2 separate regions of the Mus musculus genome follow, and region 2 is linked to region 1. Evidence: chromatin loops called from intact Hi-C (ENCODE). Cell type or tissue: gastrocnemius. All regions are shown on one strand. Links, peaks and the distances in the headings refer to the core of each region. The heading gives the core; the rest is flanking DNA. Region 1 holds the start of Gm33460 (a long non-coding RNA gene). Region 2 holds the start of Gm51660 (a long non-coding RNA gene).

Region 1 (8,327 bases), core at 218-8,217:
CAGCTGGACTACCATGGACATCCAGAATGAGCCCACCTGTCTTCCCAGAAGATCAGCTTGCCAAGGAAAAAGTTAAAGAAGAGATTAGTTCCTCCTGGATAGAGACTCCCCCCTCCATCAAGTCTCTAGACTCCAGCGACTCCGGGGTGTACAACAGCGCTTGCAAGAGAAAGCGCCTGTCTCCCAGCACCCCCAGCAATGGAAACTCGCCCCCCATAAAGTGTGAGGACATTAACACTGAAGAGTACAGTAAAGACACCTCCAAAGGCATGGGGGCTTATTATGCTTTTTACACAAGTCCCTAGAGCATTATTTTAACCTTTAACCTTTCCAGATGGACCTGGTGGTGTTTTGTTGTGTTCTTTGCCTAGGTTACCAAAAAGACTTTTGCCTTCCACCTTTGATGTATCCTGTTTTGTGCAATTCTCTGAGAGAAGGCGCCAAAGCTTTGCCACGGCCGCAGGTAACTAAACTGAAGCAGACCTAGCATTGGTTTTAAAGTGACTGGAGGACGCAGGAGTGTTTTTAAAACTGAAAAGGTCGTTCAAGGTGCTGGATTGATTCATTTATGGGAAACGAGAAATGTTCAGAAAAAGCAGGCTATGAAGAACGAGTGCCCGGTGCTATTAAATGAATTTCAAAGACAAGAAAACATGACAGAAAAAAACAAAACAAAACAAACTTTGGCTCTTATTTCTACTCATAAATCTTTAAGCAAACAGCAGCCCAGAGGGTTAAAATATTTTTGCTTCGGGAAGAGAAGGGTTGGACCTTGAGTTAACAGTGGGCTCTTCACAGATATCTTCTGCCAGGGCCTATAGAGGCTGAGCCTGAGAGTCAAGCGGGGAAAACAAACAAACAAACAAACTGATGTTTAAGTGGCTAGCTAGTACTCACTGCCTTCAATTCCTTGCAGAATTTTGGAATAAACCATTTGTTGTAGGGCTGGCTCTGTGTGGCTGGGATGACCTGTAGAAGGCAGGAGGATCAGAAAGAAAGGGAGAAGTTAAGTGTACAATTGTATGTTTAGACACCTTAGAATATTCTGGAATATATTGTACAAATTCAACTGCCTAGGTATCAGATAAAAATAATGTAAATTTGGTGCTTTGGCGTTGTAAAGAATTTGCAAAACCACAACTGCAGTTAAGAGGAGGGATTCATATCTTGGAGATATTCTGTCCACTTCGCTAAGTACTCAGCTGCCTCCGTACTTGCTTCTACACACTTAAGGAAAAACCCTGCTTAATCCTCTTTCCTTGGTCATCCCCACTTCCCCCTTCAGTAAATGTGAAAAAAAAAATTGCAGTATGATGTCACAGTTCCTATAGGCTTTTTAGAGATTCTGAATTTTTATGTACAGTCATAAGTCATTTTTAATAAATGTGGTTCAATAAGGGACCAGGTATAGCTCTGTCTTCTGTACTATGGATTTTATTTATTTAACTGTTTCTTTCTGCCCCCTTTCCAGAGTGAACAGTCTCTCTCTCTCTGTCTCTGTCTCTGTCTCTCTCTCTCTCTCAGTCTCTCTCTCTCTCTCTCTCTCTCTCTCTCTCTCTCTCTCTCACATACACACACACACACACACACACACACCCCTTCCCCCTCCACAGAAGGCTCTATAATCTTTTAACTAGCTACTGATATCGTTGAGTGGTGAGCAGGGAGTGCTTCTGTTTATTTCCCCAACCCCACAGATGAACAGGATCTACTTCCTCGCCCCACTAGGAAGTGTGGACAGTGGGTGTTGGCTGGGGTTGGGGAAGGAGTGTTTGCCCTGGAGATGCAAGATTGTGCTCTGCAGGCTTAATCCTAGCTTCCTATCCTCCCCCCTGGCCCTTAGTCATTTAGTTCTTTTCCTGGGTTTACTTTAGGCGACCAGTTCGTAGACCCACGTAAGCGCCATGGGAACCCCCGTGGCCATTCGAGAGTTCCGGGTCCCTTAAGCACCGCAGCGGCGAGATGTTAGCGCACCCTATTGCGCCCATTTACGGTTTTCCGTGGATGTCCTCGCTCGCCTTACCCTCAGCTAAATTTCATCCAGGACTCAGGATTTGGGCGCGGCAGCCACAAAGAAGTATTCCATTTGTCTGGTACACTGCAGTTCTGCAAACAGCATCTGGACAGCGGTGCATCACGGTTTTAGTTATTAATCCCGGACGGGGAAGGGCACCCCAGGCCCTCACTGAATCCTAGGTGTGCGGAAGACTAAGCAGTTAGGGGAAGAGGGCTCTCCCCGCCCCCTGCCAGACGTCCCGCCGGGCTATCTGCAGACGGCTTAAAGCCCAGCTTGCAAACCCTTGAAGCCCCTTCTCATCCTGGGGTAAAGGTCTAGCTGGGAGGGTCATTTTAACTGCGGAGCGCGGAAATGCAGCTGCTAAGAGGATTAGCTGTGGGGAGGCAAGCAATCAGGCGGGCCCTCCTCCCCTTCTGCGCCCAATTAAGGTTGCCAGAAGATATACCTGAGCTGTGGACAGTCTTTCCCGTCCTCCAAACTTCTGGGACCAGAGCACCGCCACGAACTTGGGGGGCCCACAAACTCCGCATTTCCAAGACTCTTTGGCAAAGCCGCCCCGACTTTTCCCAGAATGCCAGGTGTGTGTAGTCTCTAGAGATTTGCTTTTTAATGTGTTCCTGTGGGCAGGGGATTTGGGAGAAAGACGTATAGTTGGCCCAACCTAGTCAGTACCAACTTACTGCACCCACGTCCAACGGTTGGTGTATCTGGAGTGTCAAATGATGCTCTGCTGTTTCTGTCTTAAAAAAAAGAAAAGAAGAAAAAAAAAAAAAGAAAGAAAGAAAATGCTAATCGCACGCCGGGATAAAGAGGACTCTGGCCCTAGTCTATTTCAAGTCTTGTATATTTTTGCACCGTACAGTAAAAAGAATCCGGTACTTGTGAAAAGTCCCTCACAGTGTTTAATAGAAACGTAAATGGCTGAGTGGCCCCAATTAACACCTTGTGATAAGGCATTCCTAAGATGGAGTGTCAGACACCAAATTGTGAAGAGATGTATCTAATTAATCCTCCTAGGATGACACCGATAAACAAGCCTCCATTTAAATAAAGATCAAGGTCTGGGAACCCGGCCGGCTTGTTTACACTCCCCACCCGGGCCCTGCGCGCTTTTGCGCGGGCACAGGGCCGTTCGCCGGCGCGAGGCTGAAAGAGCGGCTGGGGGTGAGTGGAGGAGTCTGCCGGGTCGCCCAAGTTCGCTTGTCCTCAGCTCTTGCTATAAACAAAAACATTCACTTAAACAGACAAACTGAACCGGACGAGTAAAACTCGGCACAAACCCAAAAAGATTCGTGGTTGGAAATATGTATTCGTCGCTAAACAGTCTGGTTTTCTAGATAAAAAGGAAAGGTATAAAAAAGCGCGTCAGCAATCCCCGTATTCCTTGTTTTACTTTGGGGGAAACTCGGACCAGGACCTCCCTCCCTCGCTCGCTCCCTCCCTCATCCCGGCGCAGGTTACTTCTCGGTGGATGCAGGTTTTCTATGCCTCGGTGCAAAGGTCAAGAATTACTGGGTGGAGGGTTGTGCCCCTGAGCGTGGGCGGGAGGATACTTCCGATACCTGGAAGGAAAACCGGGGAAGGCGGGAAGAACCCCAAAAGAGTTTGGGGTCCAAAGGGAAAGCTGCTGGTCAGTTGACCTTCATCTTGACCGGTGTTCCGGCTGCGGTTGGAGCGGGCTCACCGCTGTAATTTATGACTCAACCTCAAGGGGTGCTGATGCTCCAAATTTCCTGTTAGTCTGACCCTGTTTCCCTCCTTTCTAACTAAGCTTTAAAGCCGGAATGAAGAAGGCGGGAGGCTCAAACCCGAGTAGAGGGTGGGTGTGGGGGGAAGACATGCAACAGAGGCAGAGGGAGGGAAGGAGGGAGAAAGGGAGGGAGGGAGGAGGAGACAGAGAGAGAGACAGACAGAGAGAGAAAAAGAGAGGCAGAGAGGGAGAGAGAAGAGAGAGAGAGAGAGAGAGAGAGAGAGAGAGAGAGAGAGAGAGAGAGATCCCTGCAGGTGTCTTGGAAATGCTGGCGAATGGAAAAGTCCCAGATACTCTACCCACATTCTGCCGCCGGTAGGGACACTAACTTCCTGGCTTTAAAGTCCTGGCTGTTTACACTTTCGGACGTTGCTTCCACATGCTTCCTGGGACGCGCCTCCGATTGTCCTCCACTCCGCTGTGTTCAGATTTCAAAAATCACGCTTTCACCCGGTGGAGATTTCTAAACAACCAGACGAATTTTAAAATCGCACTTGAAAAGAACAAACAAACAAAAAGCAAAAAAACAAAACAAAAAACAAACAAACAAAACCCTATTGTTGCTGCACCCGAAGGAACCCCTCCACACTCCCAGCCACACCCTCATACCTCAAGTTTGGAATTTCAGACAACAGCTTGAGACTGACTTGAGAGGACCCGTCCTGCTGTGGTCCATGAGGCTAACCGGATCCCTTCCCGCCTGCGCAGACACCAGGCGGGCTCGCTCCGGGCTTGCATCAGGGCCGCCTGGGCGAGCCCAAGGTGGGCTTCATTTCTTCAGCGCTCAAGCTAAGCGATCACAGTCTGAAAGTGTGAAGTGGCAGACACCTTCTTTTCACTTTGCTTTTTTCTTCCTTCCTTCCTTTCTTTTTTTTTTTTTTTTTTTTTTTTTTTTTTTTTTTGAGACAGGGCCTCGAGCAGCCCTGCTTGTCTTTTAACTCGGCTGGGGCTTGGGGCGGGGTGGGGGGTTTAACTGAGGATGACTCTGAACCCTTCATCTTCCTGCTTCTCATTTTTTGAGACAGGTTCTCACACTAGGCTGGTCTCAAAGTCAAGGTCATCCCCCTCCTCACTTCCGGTATGCTGAGATTACAAGGGTGAGCCACCTCGGGGGAACCTCACACACCTCTTTGGTCCTGTGCATGGAGCACACTCATGCAGCTCTCCAAGAGAAAAGTTGGGTCCCCAGAGTACTCAGTGCCAGATGAAGCTCTGCCGCCGATGCCCGCCAGGGTAGCTGTTTATTTTAGGCAGCACTCACACCCCTAACCCTTTCAAACACCCAAAACGTGCGTTTACAAAGCCGGGTCTCGGGGTGTGGATGACTTCCCAAAGCTCCCTGCCTGGGCCGCTCTGCTTCCAGCCGCGGGTGCTCTCCGCCATCTGGTGGCCACAGCGAGTAACTCTCCCAGCTAAAAAACAAACCGATTTCTTCCCACTAGACAGAGGGCAAACCCCGTGTAGGTATCTTTGTTCATCCCAGCTTACAGTAGCTTACATGCTTCTTAGAATAGGGAAGGAGCCCGTGATTTAGACCCTTACACCAGTTTTCTTGGCTGCAATGTCTGCCGCTCAGGTTTGTTTCCTCATGCAAGGGTGACACGGAAGGGTTTGTCTGTAGCTAGGCTGGCCTCAGACTATTCTTGGACTGCCTCTGCTGCCTGAGTGCTGGGGTTAAAGGCAGGCATCACCGTGCCTGGGTTAAATTCCTAGTTTGTTTTACAGCAATGATCGTTATTGCATGTTAACTGAACATACTAGGGGACTTCACTAGTTCATTTCCAAACATACACTTCAGTCATGCCATCCTCCCAACTACATTTTATCCCCATCTCTCACCCACATACTCCTTCCCAAAGATCCCTGTACCATCCGGGTCATTTTCTTTGCTCCTAGTCCTAGTTCCTGCATGTGAGAAGAAACTTGAAACATTGTCTTTCTGTATCTGGTTTATTTTTCTCCAGACGATGACCTCTAGTTCCAACCCTGTAAATGGCACGCTTCCTTCTCCATGCCTGAGTAATTCCATGTTGTGTAAACACACCATATTTTCTTTATTAGCTAATCTGTTGATGGACACCTAAGCTGACCCACGGCTTGGCTACTGTCAGTAGAGCAGCAATAGCTGCAGGTGTACGTGTGTCTCTATTTTATATATCTCTAGTTTGAAAAAGGATTATTTTTTGTTTCTAAGTGCATGCCCCCACATACCCATGTATACTGTGTGCATGCCTAGAAGATAGCATCAGATCCCTGGGAGCTGCAGTTACAGGTGTTTGTGAGCCATCTGATATGGACACTGGGAACAGAACTGGGTTCTATGCCAAGAGCTGCAAGCACACTTAACCACTAAAGAAACTATTGCAGCTCCCCAGCTGCCTTAGTCAGGGTTTCTATTCCTGCACAAACATCATGACCAAGAAGCAAGTTGGGGAGGAAAGGGTTTATTCGGCTTACACTTCCATACTGCTGTTCATCACCAAGGAAGTCAGGACTGGAACTCAAGCAGGTCAGAAAGCAGGAGCCGATGCAGAGGCCATGGAAGGATGTTCTTTCCTGGCTTGCCTCCCCTGGCTTGCTCAGCCTGCTCTCTTATAGAACCCAAGACTAGCAGCCCAGAGATGGTCCCACCCACAAGGGGCCTTTCCCCCTTGATCACTAATTGAGAAAATGCCTTAGAGTTGGATCTCATGGAGGCATTTCCTCAACTGAAGCTCCTTTCTCTGTGATAACCCCAGCTGTGTCAAGTTGACACAAAACTAGCCAGTACACCAGCCAATGTAACTTTTTATGAATGTAAGATCATGTACAGTTAGACACCTTCTGAGTCCCTCTGCTTCAGAACTACTGTTATGAACATCGTATAAAGGGAAGTTACAAAGAAGAATCCCATTCTGGTGTTTGAAAACCTTATCATCCCACCCCACACCCTTTAATGCAGGCATGTCCCACTGCAGGAGCTCCCCACCTGCCTGGGTTTCAGAATTGCTTTAAGAAGCGTTTTCATAATGGAGTGTATTTACAACTTAGGCGCAAAGCAGAGAGTGACTGACAAACTGCATGGTAATCGGAAATTTTATCATCCCAATGTTTTCCCTTGAAAGCAGTCTTCTCTCAGGCTCTGAATCTTTTGGATATCTGTGTTTGATGGGTGCTCCTGTAAGCTTTCTTACAATCGTGCATATTTGCATCTCATGACTAGAGAGAGAATATGGGGGAAATAAAACTGTAAGCCTGGTACTTCCGAGCTTTAGCAATCCCAACGGCTCTTACAGATTTGTTTCTAACACGGAATGAACACTGGCTCCAAATGAACAGTATAGAGAAAGTGCCTATGATGGTTGGCTTTCATTGTCAGTTTGGTACAGTCTAGAATCACCTGGGAAGAAAGTCTCAGTGAGGGACATTAGGTTGGCCTGTGGGCAAGTCTGTGGGTGAAGTGTCTTTATTAAGCTTACCGATAAGAGACAACCCAGCCCATTGTGGGCAGCATCATTCCCTAGCAGCCGCCTCCCCTCCATCCCCCACAAAACTGTATGGGAGTAGAGAAACAGAGCTGAGCACAAGCAAGCAAGTGAACACCCATACATTTAGTTCTCTCTACTCTTGACAGTATGTGATGTGACCAGGCCACTCAAGCTCCTGCCCCTGTGACTTTTCCACAAGTAATGAACTATAACCTGGAGTTGTAAGCTACAATAAACTCTTTCTCCTGTAGAGAGAAAGATTCTGAGATAGAGCCAAGAGGGAGATTTGTCCCAGAAAATGTGAGGAGCTAGACACATGGTACCTGACCACAGGTAACCAGACTTGTGGCAGAATGTAGGCTAAAATAAGTGGGATATTTTAAGTTAGGTCTAGCCATAGAAGAGCCTAGCCATATGGCCAAAGTATATGTAAGTATGTTTTGAGTCTGAGTCTTATTTCTGGGAGCATGGGACTGGGAGAAAGAACTGGATCTAACTTCTACATTCTCCCTTGAATTGCTTTATGACAGGGTATTTTATCAGATATGTAACTACTACGATAGGCTCAATTCCCAACACCCACATGGCAGCTCACAGCCATCTGTATCTCTAGTACCAGGGGATCCAACACCTTCTTTTGGCCTCCCCAGGCACTAGGCAAGCACATGGCATATGCAGGCAAAACATAGTATTAAAAAAAATAAAATCAAGCCAGGAGTGGTAGGGCACACCTTAATCCTAGCACTCAGGAGGCTGAAGTAGATGGATCTCTGTGAGTTGGAGGCTAGCTGGTCTACATATCAGTTCCAAGCTATCCAGAGCTACGTAAGTCAGGCTCTGAAGAGACAGAGAAAGACAGATACACAGAGACAGAGAGAAACAAAAAGGGAGACAGAGATAGAGAAAGACAGAGACAGACACACACAGAAAGATGGAGAGAGAGAGACAGAAAGACAGAGACCGACACACAGAGAAAAAAGAGAGACAAATACACACACAGAAGCAGAGAGAAAGACAGACAGAGAAAAGACAGACATATAGACAGACACATACGCACGCACGCGCGCACACACACACACATACACACACACAC
Region 2 (8,262 bases), core at 1-8,000, 420 kb before region 1:
CTGACAATGGAGTGCTGCTGTGCGTGTAAGACTTTGTGTCCCAGCTTATGATGCACAGCTCAGGTTTCTTGATAACTTGGTGGCCCATTATCAAACATTCAGTTTCCAGTAAGGCCCAATAGCAGGCCGAGAGCTGTCTCTAAGAGGGAGAATAGCTGTATTCAGATGAGAGTAAAGCCTCGCTCCAAATCCCAAAGTCTCCTCTGTCGTTGACCCAAAGTGGCCTGCCAAAGGCTCCAAACAGCATCCCTATCTGCCACTGGTAACTCAGGTACCATGAAGTCTTCTGGATAATATGGTCCAAGTGGTAAAGCAGCCTTCACAGCAGCCTGGACCTGTTGAAGAGCCTCTCCTTCTCCTGTTCCAGATACCACTCAGAGCTGGCAGCTTTTGTGTCACTTGGTAACATACTCAAGTGAGGAATGTGCTGTCTCTAGAATCCAGTTAGGTCCACTAAACATTGGACGTCCTTCTTCAGGGCGGAGAGGCTCAGGTACATTAACTGATCCTTCACCCTGGAAGGAATATCTCTGTATGTACACCCCACACCGTGGGATTAAATGCTCCACTTAGGTAGAAAGCCCTTACATTTGGTTGGATTTATTTCCCATCTTCTAATACACATATGGTTACCAAAAAGTCCATAGTGGCCGCTACCTCCTGCTCACTTGGTCCAATAAGCATAATGTCATTAATATAGTGCTCCAGTGTGATATTTTATATTACAGACATTATGATCGAGATCCCATCACACTAAGTTATGGCACAAGGCTAGGGTTAATATACTATTGAAGTAGAACTATAGAAGTATACTGCTGGTTTTTGGCAACTGAAAGCAAAGTGCTTCTGATAGCCCTTATGGACAGGTACAGAGAAGACGGCATTGCTCGATCAACAGCTGCATACCATGCACCAGGTGATACAATCTGTTCAAGAAAGCACACTTCGTCTGGTACCACAGCTGCAACAGGAACCACTACTTGTGGCAGTTTGAATGAAAAATGGCCCCCATAGGCTCATACATTTGAATGCTAGATCCCTCCTTGGTAGTACTATTTAGGGAAGGATTAGGAGATAAGATGGAAGCTCTCAGCTACTGCTCCAGTACTATGCATGCCTGCCTGCCTGCCTGCCTGCCTGCCCACTTGTGCCATGTTCCCTGCCATGATGGTCACAAACTCACCTCTGGAACTGTAAATGAGGCCCTTAATTAAATGGTTTCTTATATAAGTTGCTTTGGCCCTGGTGTCTCTTCACAACAATAGAAAAGTAATAACTAAGACTCTACTTGACTAAGTTTTTGCAGACAACTGTCAATTCCCACTACCCATCAGTCTTTGGCATTGGCCACATAGAATTAAAGGGAAATGTGATGAAAACCACCACCCTTGAGCCTTTCTAGTCTTTCATAGTGACACCAATGTCTGCCATTCTTCCAGGAACGTGATGCGCTCTATAGTTCATTACTTTCCCTGGTAGAGGCAGTCTACTGGTTTCCATTTGGCCTTTCCAAACATAACAGCTCTCACTCCACAGTTATGGAACCAATGTAAGAATTCTGACAACTTGTATACATTCTGTGACTGGGGATAACCACAGGATGATTCCTAGTAACCCAGGATCCTACTTGAGTTCCATGTCAGCCAAAACACCAGGAGTCACCCACCTTCCGTTAAGTCCATACTTCAACTGGAGGTCCACAATGCTTCTTGGGGTATCCCAATATCAGTGTCAATTCAGAACCTACATCCAATAGACTCTGGAAAGTCTGATTATTTCCTTTCCCCAGTGAACAGTTACCTTTCTAAAAGGCTGTAGGTCCTTGTGGGAAAGGATGAAAGAAAGACAGACAGACAGACAGACAGTAAAACTCTCAGTTATTTCAAATAATGCTGTTGTGCATGGGATAATGATGTCATGTTAAACATAATTGTGACCTGGTTTTGTTTTCATTTGAAAACTAAAAATTACATAAGGAGATGTGATTATGTGTCAGACTGACAACTTGCGATGGCTAACCTAGGTTGTCAACTCATCCACACCGAGAATCCACTAAAATCCAAACAGCTGGGCACACCTGGGAGCCATGTTTCTTGATTGGATCATTTGAGGTCAGAAGACCCACCCTAAGTCTGGGCCACACCATCTGGCTGCAGCGTCTTTCAATGGACATGGAAGAAGGAAGCCTTGCTTTTTGCCTGCTTGCCCTCACTCTCCCTGGCAAGCCCATCTCTCCTCCTGCCGAGGCTTCCTTCACTGGCAGTTGGAACGGACTTCTCCAGAATCCAACAGCGACCAAAGACCAGCGGAGACAGCCAGCCTCGAGGACTGAGCAACTGCTGGCCTTTCTGTCAGGATAGCCTTTGGTGGGCGAGCTTGACCACAGGCTGTAAGCCATTCTAACCTCCTTTTAATGTAAGTAGATGTGTTCTGTCAGTTCTGTTCCTCTGGAGAATACATATGTAAAACAATGTAACAAATTTCAGATCTGAGCTACAGGGTTGAAAACATTTACCTATCCATCAGATCTCTACCATGGTCAACTAGAAGTCCCCACTCTAACTTTACCAAACTCCAAATCTCTTAACTTTTTTTTTGTTTGTTTTGTTTTGATCAGTGTTTTACTGCTAGACAAAACAACAGCTATTCCAACCCCTACCTCCTCCCAATTGTTCTGTCACTATGGCTACCCAAGTGCTACTCAGGGTGATCTTATAGTACACAAAGCAGTTCCCGAGGAAAATATTCATGTTGTAATTTCTATAATAAATGTATTTCATGACTGGCTCCACACATACCTTTTTCTTCTAACACCTCCTGCCCCCGTACTTTGCACCTCTTGAATCTGTGTAGCCTGGCCTAGCCTTCAACTAGCATCAATCCTATCTCACACTTTTGAGTGCTGTGCATGCTGTGATTATAAGCATGCATCGTCATGTTCTACTCTCTGGCATTCTCAAAGCACTTTTGGAGAAAAATCTGAGATTCTAGGCTGAGAAGGCAGAGGGTTCTCTGATCAAGCAAGATGGATGGAATCAGACATGTCCTCCTCTCCAGTGGCTGAGAGCAGAGGGACTCCATGGAGTATGGTCTTTGTGTATCCAAGGGACATCCCCACCCCACTCCCCCACATACCCAACATACCTAGAATGGGCACTGTGGGACACAGGGTACCTTACAATCCTGTGTGACATGCAAAGAATGGTCTCCTGGCCAAGGGAAACTCATATTGGGAGCAGATCTTTAATTTTCATTTCCCATGATAATTCTGGACTGGCCGGCCAAGGCCTTCAGGAGCTGACCTGTTCTGTGTACAGCCTCAACCTGTGGAAACTGGACTTGACTCTCACACTGCTGAGCACATACATCACCTGAGGGAGTCTAGGAAAGGCATCTGCAGTTTCTGGGGGAAACTTGCTTTTCACAGGTATGGACTTAACGAAGGTGTCCTGCTACCGCAGGAGCAGGCGATCCACTGCTCAAACATCGCTTTCCTTCCTGTTAAAGGGCTCTGGTGCCTTTTATAAGGTCACAAAGGAAGCACACACTGGCATTGGCAGTCACCAAGGCAAGGGAAATTTGAGGTTCAGGGAAGAAATTCCAGCTGGCTTGTGACCAGGGTTCTGTGCTCAGGCACTAAGTGCTGAGCAGATGGTCTCCAATACACAGAGCAGTGGTGGCTTGTCACCAGGACTCCACACTGCTCACCAGCTTCCTGTACACCAACAGGAAGGACCATAGTTTCTATCAATGACCAACGGATGAATCGGACTAGGTTAGGATGCTCTTTGGCCTCTGCAGATGCCTACACATCCAGAAACATTCCAGGTTAGAATTCAGGCTGACAGCCTGGACCTGTTCTCCATGGAGAGCACAAATCTGCAGACTGTGTGTGAGGGCCGTTTAGCCACTGAAAGCCTATGTGATGTGGCGGGCTGCGCTTCACTCATCTCAGGGCTTCCTGTCACCCTCGAGGGTGCTGTATAGTAATACAGCAATGGAGGATTTAGATGTGCATGCAGTGTATGGCTTCTGCCCCTGAACTACGACAGAGGTGGGCTTGCATTTTGTGGAAGAAGAGGCATGGGTTCCCTGTCTCAATTCTAACTAACACACTTATTTCCCATCTGCCCAGACAATGTGGATTTGTGTGCTAGTGAAGGCTGTGCCGTGCCAGCCTCCTTCAAGGGTCTGTAGCCCTCTGGGCAGGTAGCTCTCCATTCTCTCAATGTAGCACATGCTGTTCTTAGAGGGAAAGACAGGGCTCAGACCAACTGGTCTGCTCAGCTGGCACTTTTTCTGTGAGGCTCCCTGTATCCTCCTGTTCTCTGTAGGACTCAGTACTCTAGCCAGAGCAGACCCTCCTTTAAGTGAGGCAACTCACTAAACCTCATTAACAACACTATAATCAGGTCCCAGAGGAACCTGGGACAAGTCTCACTCCTTACCTGGAGCTCCTCCCAGCTCTTTTCACTTGCCCCCCATCCTAAACCTCTCCCTCCTGGGGGCTGGGCTTCGCTTCCCCTCCCCTAGTTTCTCTTCCCTATCATAACTTAGCCATTTTGATCATCTCTAGGCTCCTGGCTGGCTCCTCCCCTGGATCTGTCTTGGTCCACTCTCTCCAACAACCCTCCTCTCATGGCCCACTTCCATCTTCTGTGCTCTCCCTCATATCTACAGGAAACCTTCCGACTGTACCAAGGGGCAATCATGTCCTCATTTCTCGTCCACCTTCCACTACAGAGCCTGGAAGCAGCACACCTGTGGCTTCTCCTGAGCTACACTCATTTCTGTTTCTTTAAGTGTGTTTGCTGCTTTAGTTTATCACACGTCTGTAAAATATCTGTGTTCCTACAAAAACATGTTTAAGAGGACGAGACGCTCATCTGAGGCACACTAGGAAACATGACCAGAGGGAGCCTCTCCTCTAAAGTAAAGGGCTCCCTGTAAGGGAAGGTTCTGATACTAATGTCTCGTTCCCTACTAGGTTCGGAATTTGTCACTAAAGAAGGCTGAGAACCAATTACTGGGCAGAGGTACAGATGGGACTTCTGGGTCCCAGGAGGAACAGGCAGAGGCAAGGAAGGAGGGAGGTTTTCCTGCTTTCTGCCATGCTTTGAAGGAAAAGGGACACAGCAACCATGTAAGACCTTGGGGGCAGCTCCGGCCTTCGGCCTTCTCTCCAGGCAGGTGAACAAAGATGTTTGACAGGGACTACGTGGAAAAAGCCACTAAGATTAGGGCAGGAGAAGAAGGAGAGATAATAAATTGGTAAGGGCACACCCTTCCTGGTGGTGGTTATCTGTGCCCCACAACGGTGCCTAGCAGGCAAGTTTTAAAGTAATAAAGCTGTGTGTCATGGCTGAGAGCAATCCGAGCTAAGCCAGGTGGGACAAAAGGGAGCCTGAGGGGCTGGCAGTGCAGCAGCTCCTGGGCAAGGTGGACCTGGGCTTGCCTGTCTGTCTGTCTGTCTGTCTATCTGTCTGTTGCTTTTTACGTTTTGGTTTTTTTTTTTTTTTTTGATTCACCAGGTTTGTTTTAGTACCTACTAATCAATTATTTAAAAATTTACCAAAATTACATTTATATACAAAGTTACTTAATACAGGGACCGTGGTTTTTAAAACGACACACACCAGGTTCTGCAGTTCCTGCCCAGCAGCCACCCGCAGCCGAGACTGCCTCGGAGAAAACCATGCAAACTCTTGGCTTCCTCATCTGTAACTGCAGAGATGGAAGACGGTTTGCGTAGCCTCGTCCTTCCCATGGTAGCGTTCTAAAGCCCTGTGGTTAATCCGCAAGGGACTCACAAGTGTTCTCCTTCAGTTTACTCGCCTAGGACGGCATCACACACTGTGCTCACAGTAGTGCTTCACTGGCTGCAGCCGGAAAAACACAAGAGGGACCAACAGCTTGCCAAAACTAAAATCTCACAACTACCAATTAACAACTTAGGAAAATATTGTGATATTATTTGTCAATACTGTATATAGTAATGTATACAATAAACACATATGGGGGGAGACAAATGCATTCAGTAAAACCTGCTTACGTTCTTCTTTGCTTTATTTTCCTTGACAGGGTCTCACTATGTAGCTCTGGCTGTCTTGGAACTCAGAGGTCAGCCTCCCAAGTACAGGGCTCAAAGGCATGGGACACTACATCTGCATACTGTCATTTAAAGACTTAGAAAAACTAATCTGGGAGGAGTGGCTCCTAAATGTAATTCCAGTCCTCAGGAGGCAAAGGCCAAGTGGACAAGGCCAAACTCAAGGCCATCTTGGGCTCCATAGTAAATTCCAAGATAGCTAGCTACAGCTACACGTCCAGACCCTATCTCAAAACCAATTAACAGAAAGAGCTGAGGAAGTACAATTAAGTACTCATGGAGATGGCACTAAAATGTTGATATAAAAAGAATTGGTTAGGTACGGCCACTTTGGAAATCACAAGGACACTTGCTCAACTAGTGGAACAACTTCTATTCTCTATAGCCAGAAACAGGAAACAACCTAGATGCCCTTCAACTGAAGAGCGTGTGGTTCATTTACACAATGGAATATTACTCAGCTGCTAAAAAAAAAAACAATGACATCATGAAATTTACAAGCAAATGGATGAAACTAGAAAGAACTAATCATCCTGAGTGAGGTAACCCAGACCCAGAAAGACAAACATGGTACGTACTCATTTCTATGGTATATGCTCACTGTAAGGTAAATGGCAATAATACTAAGGCCCACAGACCCAGAGAGGCTAAGTCACAAGGAGGGCTTAAGAGAAGACTGTGAACCTCCCTGGGAAGGGGAACTCGAACTAACATCATGGGTGCAGGGGTGGGGTGGGAGGAGTATGGACAGAGGGAGGGAGAACTGACAACTGGAAGTGGGGGCCTCTAAGGAGTGAGCTACAAACCCAGTGCAATGGAAACCCCCAGAGATCTGCAACACCAGCCAAGGGCCCCAGCAATGCGGGATACAGAACCTGAAATGGCCATGGCCTGTAACCCGGCAAGGCTTCCAGGGGAGGGACTGGAACACCAACCCAGCCACATAGCCATCGACCTACAATGTGCCCTGCCCACAAGATGTGCTGGGGTAAGGGCGGGCACAAAAATTGTGGGAGTAGCTAACCAATGACTGGTCCAGTTGAGACCCATGCCATGAGAACGAGCCCACTCCTGACACTGCCTGACAGGCCAGGAACTAAAGGCTGGAGAGACCTAGGATAGAACCAAACGTGACTGAAAAAAGAAAAGAAAAAAAAAATCAATGAAATGATTCCTAAAATTCTGCTATACTCAGATTGGTGCCTAACCCAGTTGTCGTCAGAGAAGCTCCCTCCAGCAGTTGATAGAAATAGCCAAACATGGGGGCAGAATAAACAACCTGGGCTCCTAGAGGCTCACAGACACAGGAACGACAATCAGGGAGCCTGCATGGGGCTGCCCTGCACATAGGCCCTCTGCACATAGGAGACAGCTGTGTAGCTTGGTCTTCTTGTGGGACCCCAGAAGTGGGAGCAGGGGCTGCCTCTAACACGTATGCCTGCTCCTGGGACCCTTTCCTCCTGTTGGGTTGCCTCCTCCAACCTAAAGACGGGGGAGGTGCCTAGTCTTACTTCAACTTAATATGCCATGTTTGGCTGATAGCCATGGGAAGCCTGCCCTTTTATGATTTAATAAAGCTTCAAAAATTGAAATTTGCTTTTAGAGCTTCCATATCATTTGTTGCAACTTTTCCAGGAGTTGAAACAACAATTCAACAAATTGCCAGGCTGAAAAGTTCCTAGGGATCATCTCGTTCAGTTGCTTTTCAATAGAAGAACTAAAAAGCAGGCTATACTCATTCTATAAACCAACCTGTTGCAGAAAAAGTATTTGTTAAGCCATGTGGAAAATCATAGAGCCAATTCTGCCAAAGATAATGTTTTATTAAATCCCTCCCTAAATGTTTTTCTCTTAGAATAACCTGTAACATACAGATGTCTTACCAGCAACATGAAGAATTTGGTGGGCAGAGGTACAGAACATATTACAGGTAATGAGTTAATAACACCCTCCTACTACACACTTGTGCAGTCACAGACCCACAAGCATTGAGGTGACAACTTACTAAGCAGTTAGACAGTCTTTCAGTGCAGAATTCTCTTTCCGGCATTTTAATACCATAAGGATCCCAGAGTCCTTGCAACATCTGGTAAAATCTGAAATAAAAAAAAATTACATTAACATGATTTTTAAAGTTCTAACAGCCTCTCACT

Evidence for each region. Peaks named below come from ENCODE experiments on the same cell type or tissue, not always from the same donor. Only the 100,000 strongest peaks of a DNase experiment are listed, where the experiment ranks them.
Region 2: it touches region 1 in a loop (2.7-fold over the local background); 13 of 42 quality-filtered maps call a loop at or near these places.

The regions. Positions count from the first base shown.
Region 1 is chr9:118,484,708-118,493,034 of GRCm38, forward strand. Eomes (eomesodermin) reads left to right here. Exons shown (of 6, transcript NM_010136.3): 6 at 1-1,425. The coding sequence ends at 305. Gm33460 (a long non-coding RNA gene) reads right to left here and starts at 5,072. Exons shown (of 5, transcript XR_871343.1): 1 at 4,894-5,072; 2 at 4,377-4,571; 3 at 4,067-4,230; 4 at 2,463-2,634; 5 at 1,537-2,192. In gastrocnemius, for the core only: CTCF peaks have their summits at 3,715 and 5,151 (motif pointing left); DNase peaks (open chromatin) are centred at 2,278, 2,541, 3,172, 3,702 and 2 more places; H3K4me3 peaks cover 2,229 bases.
Region 2 is chr9:118,067,008-118,075,269 of GRCm38, forward strand. Cmc1 (COX assembly mitochondrial protein 1) reads right to left here. Exons shown (of 4, transcript NM_026442.3): 3 at 8,115-8,205. It overlaps Gm51660 (a long non-coding RNA gene), which reads left to right and starts at 6,644. Exons shown (of 2, transcript XR_003948090.1): 1 at 6,644-6,679; 2 at 7,965-8,262. It also overlaps a transcript of Azi2 not described here. In gastrocnemius, for the core only: no CTCF peak of the experiment used is centred there; a DNase peak (open chromatin) is centred at 3,623.